2 separate regions of the Mus musculus genome follow, and region 1 is linked to region 2. Evidence: chromatin loops called from intact Hi-C (ENCODE). Cell type or tissue: left cerebral cortex. All regions are shown on one strand. Links, peaks and the distances in the headings refer to the core of each region. The heading gives the core; the rest is flanking DNA. Region 1 overlaps H2-Q2 (histocompatibility 2, Q region locus 2). Region 2 holds the start of Rps18 (ribosomal protein S18).

The links. Peaks named below come from ENCODE experiments on the same cell type or tissue, not always from the same donor. Only the 100,000 strongest peaks of a DNase experiment are listed, where the experiment ranks them.
Region 1: it touches region 2 in a loop (14-fold over the local background); 4 of 42 quality-filtered maps call a loop at or near these places.

What each region holds. Positions count from the first base shown.
Region 1 is chr17:35,345,967-35,348,879 of GRCm38, forward strand. It overlaps H2-Q2 (histocompatibility 2, Q region locus 2), which reads left to right. Exons shown (of 8, transcript NM_010392.3): 8 at 1-798. Among named protein-coding and RNA genes, the nearest start is that of H2-Q2, 5.1 kb to the left of the region's middle. In left cerebral cortex, for the core only: no CTCF peak of the experiment used is centred there; no DNase peak of the experiment used is centred there.
Region 2 is chr17:33,954,428-33,957,340 of GRCm38, forward strand. It overlaps Rps18 (ribosomal protein S18), which reads right to left and starts at 1,238. Exons shown (of 5, transcript NM_011296.3): 1 at 1,191-1,238; 2 at 651-749. The coding sequence starts at 1,193. Vps52 (VPS52 GARP complex subunit) reads left to right here and starts at 1,373. Exons shown (of 20, transcript NM_172620.4): 1 at 1,373-1,755; 2 at 2,503-2,587. The coding sequence starts at 1,666. In left cerebral cortex, for the core only: a CTCF peak has its summit at 1,329; a DNase peak (open chromatin) is centred at 1,330; H3K4me3 peaks cover 2,141 bases; H3K27ac peaks cover 1,760 bases.

The DNA of each region.
Region 1 (2,913 bases), core at 185-2,684, 1.4 Mb after region 2:
CCAACCCCAGTAGCAGCCATGTGACAAGTTGCACAGACTGAGGTATACTTCAAAAGAAGGAGGCCTCCTGGAACCAGTTGTGGAACTCTTGGCCAGAGTATTATATTGAGTCATAGTTCTCATGGCAATTGATTTATTTTGTTTTCGCTTATTCCTTTTCTTATTTACATGTTCCTGGTAGCCTAGGCTAAGATTTTAAGTGAAAGTAATGGGTTAGAAACCATCCCTAGAGATGGGGTCACTAACATGACCTTATCTGGGGAAACCAACTCTTTACTTTTGAAATTATTTACAAAATTATATAATAGTATTATGACAGATAAAAACTTTTCCAACAATAAAATTTCATGTGGCTACATGTGTGTTATTGGAGGTGGGCTTTGGCATATGGTAAAGAAAATCTTAAATAAAAAGAATTAACCTAGTTTAAATTTAAGCACTGAAAAAAATCAGGCATTAGATGTTAAATAATAATTGACCATAAAGATTTATTAACATATCTTGAACATATGCCAGTTGCCTTGGATGACTGCCGCACTGCTTAGATTCTTTTAGAGTTGTTATACTTCAATCATTTCTACTCCTCATGATGTCACCTGTTCTGTTTGTGATTCACTGAACCCATCTTTACAGAGTTGTAATGTTTTCTTGGTTTTTGTGCTTTACTGTGCATAATGGTAATGATGGTATTTGTGATTGCTTCACTGGACACATCTTCAAAGTGTTGTAATATTTGCTCTTTTAATGTTTAAAAACCCCTGCTTGAGAGCTGCAAAATACAATCAGATTCATACTGCCTCTGTGTTTGTTTCTGTTTGCAACTGCCGGATCCTTACCCACCTAGCTTTGAGGACCCTCATTCTAGGAACCTCCATACACAACTCAGGAGGTCTGTGGCAGTTCCCTGTGATCCTATGGTCTCAGTGTGAAGAATTGTGGAGCCCAGTCTGTCCCTGCACACCAGGACCCTGTCCCTGCCCTTCCCTGTCTTCCCTTCCACAGCCAACCTTGCTGGTCCAGCCAAACACTGGGGACATCTGCATCCTGTCAGCTCCAAGCTACCCTGAGCTGCAGCTCCTCACTTCCACACTGAGAATAAGAATCTGAATGGGACCTTGATTCTTAACATCCTGACCTGAGGGTTTATTGCTTGTTACGTTGATGGATTGAGAATACTTGGAGTTTTTTTGTTTGTTTGTTTGTCTTTTGAAGAACTAAATGGCAGATGGAGAACCTTCCAGAATCTGTGTCACTATGCTGTGTGTATCTGTTGGGACAGGATGAGGCTGTAGGAGTATATGATATTTTGTGGGGTGACTCGTTGATTGTGTCACCTTTGGCTTCTGCTCTCTCCCTCACTATGAGGCACATGCTGAGAGTCTGTGGTCACAAGGACACAGGGAAGACCTGAGCCTTGACCTGTCCCCAGGATTATGAGCCCTCAGGGCTGGAGACTCAGCTGGGGAAACTTTAACATGCCCAGTGCACAAGCAAGTCACAATACATTTCTTCCCACCCATTTGGTTTAGCTTCTAATGATGCAGCCATGAAGGTGAGGTGGCACTCCCTGTAGCCATGCTCCTGTTGTGATTTCTGCTTCTTTCTTTCCAGTGTCTGTTCCTGGGTTCTCAGGTGTCTGGTGTGGTCTGACTGTTCATCTTTCAGGAGCACATCCACAGCTGAGATAAGAACATAGCAATGTTGCTTCTCTCTCCTGTCAATGGGTACAGATTCCTGAACCTGGACTATCTTATCTAAGTACCTAAGTGTTCTAGAGTTAACTCCCTGAAGTCTCTTAATCTCACCCCCAGCTTGGTGGACCTGGGACTTTCATCCCTGACTTGGGCATGCAGGGTGCAGTATTCAGCATAGTCTATCTTAAAGTCTGCTCATAGGCCTGTTGTTGCTCTGCATTGTGCATAGCTCTGTATTGCAGGAGGGGAAAGTCCTGTTCATAGGCCTGTAACCATTTAAATCCTCTAATATTTATAGTACTAAAGACACAGGAGGCAAGGGCTGGAGAGATGGCTGAGCCCTTAAGAGCATGGACTGCTCTTCTAGAGGTCCTGAGTTCAATTCCCAGCAACCACAGGGTGGCTCACAACCATCTGTAATGGTTTTCTACCCTCTACTGGTGTGCCTAAAGGCAGCTACAGTGTACTTATATACATAAATAAACAATTTTTACAAAAAAAATGACAAGGTAGGTATTTGCTTAGGTAAAACTTGCCAGCTCAGAAAGGAGAGTTTATTTTCTAACTATTTATGATACACATATTTATAAGCCTAAATCTACAACTAAAATGTCAGCTCTTTAGAAATCTCTTTTTATCTGTGTCATTCTGAGCTAGTCTACCTTTCTCTTGAGCTCCTCCAATACCAAGAGGGCTACTTAGCTCTGACTCCTAGATTTCTGTTTTTCCTGTGTCCTGCCAGATGCTTCTCTGTTGTTCCTACAAGCCAAGGGGGTGGAGCTCTATCAAAGGTCCAATTACTTATTAAAGAAGTCTAGCTCCTCTCATCCACCCTTGGCAGGCTGAGCCATGTCACTGTCATGGGATTTCTCTGATTAGGGATTGCTAGCTTTTTTTTTTCACCCCCTTTTCCTTGATATCACGCCCATGGGTTAGAGTGGGAAGTCCTTCTCAGATGCAGCTGGCTTTGGGAAGCTGCTGACCCCACATGTTGGGGGGTGGACAAGGGGTAGCCCCCGGTACCAGGTTCTTAGTCTCTGGCATCCCAAGCTGCATTATGGCGGAGGAGCTGAGAACAGAATAGGGGCCCCGGGGTGGCACCAGGCCCCAGAGATAAGGGAAGAGAGGGCAGGGGGAAATAGGGGCACTGGGTGGTTCCCTTCAGAGACAGTCTATGATTTTAGAGCTTTATTGTAGAAAGGCAGGGGGAAAGAGAAAA
Region 2 (2,913 bases), core at 294-2,793:
TTTGCCAAAGTGCAGAATTAAAAAAAGTCAACATGGCAAGGACTTAAAAGTGAGACTTCACAAGGTTAAAAAAATTTACTCCAACTTTTATGTCCACCTGACATTACCTCGGCTCCCCAGGCCTCCTTCAAACCTCTCAGCAGCCACCCAGTTCCATCTATACCCTAGCATCCCACAAGGTCCCACCACTGACAGGTCTCATGGCTGAACACACCTGACCAGCAACTCCTCAAATCACCAACTTCAAGTCCTGTCCCTGTCTACAAGACTTTTAGCTCTGCAGAGAAACATCCCAGCTTCCTCCTACGACCTCCCTTTTTGCCATAATGGGGAAAACTGCCAGCTTCTGTGTCACCTTCCACTGTGGCATCTGCCAATAGCTTCTGCAGACCACCCCCAACCATCACCGCTAAGCCTGGACACCTCTTAGGATGTTAGTTTACAGGAATTCTACTCAAGGTTTGCTGACAGCAGAGACTGCTCTCGGAAGCTGAAGATCTCGGGAAACCTCTGCAAGGTGGGACATGACTACACTCACACCCCACTACCCCTGGAGCAATGTTTTGGTTTAACCCTGGGTCATCATCAGGCTTTTATTGAAACGGGTTGGGTGAGTTTAGCTGCTTCTCTTTTGCCCCTAACACTTTTACCTTAATGGCAGTGATGGCGAAGGCTATTTTCCGCCGCCCATCGATGTTGGTGTTGAGTACTCGCAAAATGTGCTGGAACTTCTCAGGGATCACTAGAGACTGAAAGAACACGGGCAGTTATCAAGACAGGTTACCCCCAAACCGGGAAGGTGGCCGAGGCAGGGTTGGATTGTCTGCTAAGTTCTTACACAACTCCTCAGTCACCGGGGCTCACCCCTAACGCGCTCAGGCGCGGGAAATCGCAACCTCTGACAAGAGGGTGGACGTCGGCCGCGGCCCCCAATTCCCTGGACAGGGGAAGCGGGAGGAGCCCACACACAGCCAAGCTCCTGGCAGCTTTGCTGTGTAAGAGGAGCGAGCATTCCTCGGGGCCCCGATCCCCGGGATTTCACGTCTTAGGTCGTCCCCTCTCGGGTCACACTCCATCGCTCCACAGAGGGCTGTGGGCCCGCAGCATGGGGCACTCTCTGAGTCCTGACGGAAATCTCTCCCTGCCCCGGCTCCGATGTCGCAGGATCCCGGCGCGGATTCCGCTCTTACCATGGCGGCGGCACAGACGGCGGCGTGTAGGCCTCCTGTGGAAGAGAGAGCGGAAGTGACGTATAAGTCTTATATAGATTCCTGGCGGAAGAGGCGGGGCTATCCCCGGAGGTCCACTTCCGGAAATTGCTTCTCTCCCCGTCTCCCCCTAAGGGAGGAGTTGTATTGAGACAGTTTTGGAAGGGACCGGAGCTATAACTTCCGGTTCGGCCTTCTCTGTCGTCGTACCGTTCTTGTGTGGGCGCGGAGCGAAGGTTCCGGAACAGAGTTGTGTTCGAGACGTTCACCTTCCTGTTTGCACTTGACCGAAATGATCAAAGCCTAACCGGAGAGGCTGGAGCCGATCGCCTTAGCTCAAATATCTGGGACCCTTTTTTGCTCCATAGAAGACATTCCAGGACTTGTAGCTTTGCTTCGGGAAACGGACTTTCTGAGACTGACAGCTGCCGGAAGTCGGAAGTGAAGCTGCGGGGGAATGGCAGCCGCAGCGACCATGGCGGCCGCTGCCCGGGAGCTGGTGTTGCGGGCTGGGGCCTCAGATGTAGAGGAGGAGGAGGGCCCGCTGGTGAGAGCACGGGGCTGTAGGTCCTCCGGAGTATCGTCAGGTTGTCCCTCTCCTCAGGCGTAGGCTCCATTTAGACAAGAGGTTCGGAGCCGTCTTGCCACGGGTGATGGTGACCTAGCCTTCGTAGGGACCAAAGTGGCTGAAACCCAAGCCCCAGGGACAGTGTCAGCTTCCTGTTCACGATTTTTAGTAGAAAAAAATTTTAGTGTTTAGCGTAAAAGGTTAAGAACGTGGCCTCTGGAACCAATTTGCCCGGGGTCCCACCTCCAGCCCCACCGCTTGAAAGCTATGCTGTGTTTTCGGTGCCAAAACTTCCCACACCTTTACAGTGCAAACGCTGTTAGGACATACCTTATAGGTGGTCGTTAGGATTAGCCGAATGAGCATGTTAAATGGTGTACCAGACACAGGGGTAAACACTATGTAAGCTGGCGATTTTAGCCTCTGGAATTCCCTCAGGGATCACCTGGAATAGCTGGAAACTGAGGTCCTAAATTCAAAGGCAAGTTTGACTAGTCCTAGTTTTTTCTCATTTGAACAACTCCAGCAACTCCATGAATTGCCTGATATTCTCAGTAGCCCAAGATTGTAGATTTGAACGCATCAGAATCTTTGACCCACTTACTCCGGCACCCCCCACCCCCCAAAGCACCCCCCACCTCACTTGGAGGATTAAGGATACCCGATTATGTTTTGTTTCCAACATCTCTTTCTGTATCCCACATTCATTAACCTGTCCCTCTTCAGGGGGGGGGTTCTGGACTCCAAGAACCCCTACAACTTGGAGAGTTGGACATCACCTCTGATGAATTCATCTTGGATGAAGTGGATGGTAAGTGCTGACATGGGGTGGGAGCAAAGTAGACCCCTTTATTCTTTAGAAATATATTACATGACCCCAGTAGATTACCCTCTATGGTTTCTTTCTTTTGTATGTGTGTGTGTTTTTATTTTTAATTTATTTTTATTTTTTTGGTTTTTTTTCGAGACAGGGTTTCTCTGTAGCTTTGGCTGTCCTGGAACTCACTCTGTAGACCAGGCTGGCCTCGGACTCAGAAATCCGCCTGCCTCTGCCTCCCAAGTGCTGGGATTAAAGGCGTGCACCACCACCCCCCGGCTGGCTTTTTTCTTAATGTACAGATAAAGTTTAATCCATGA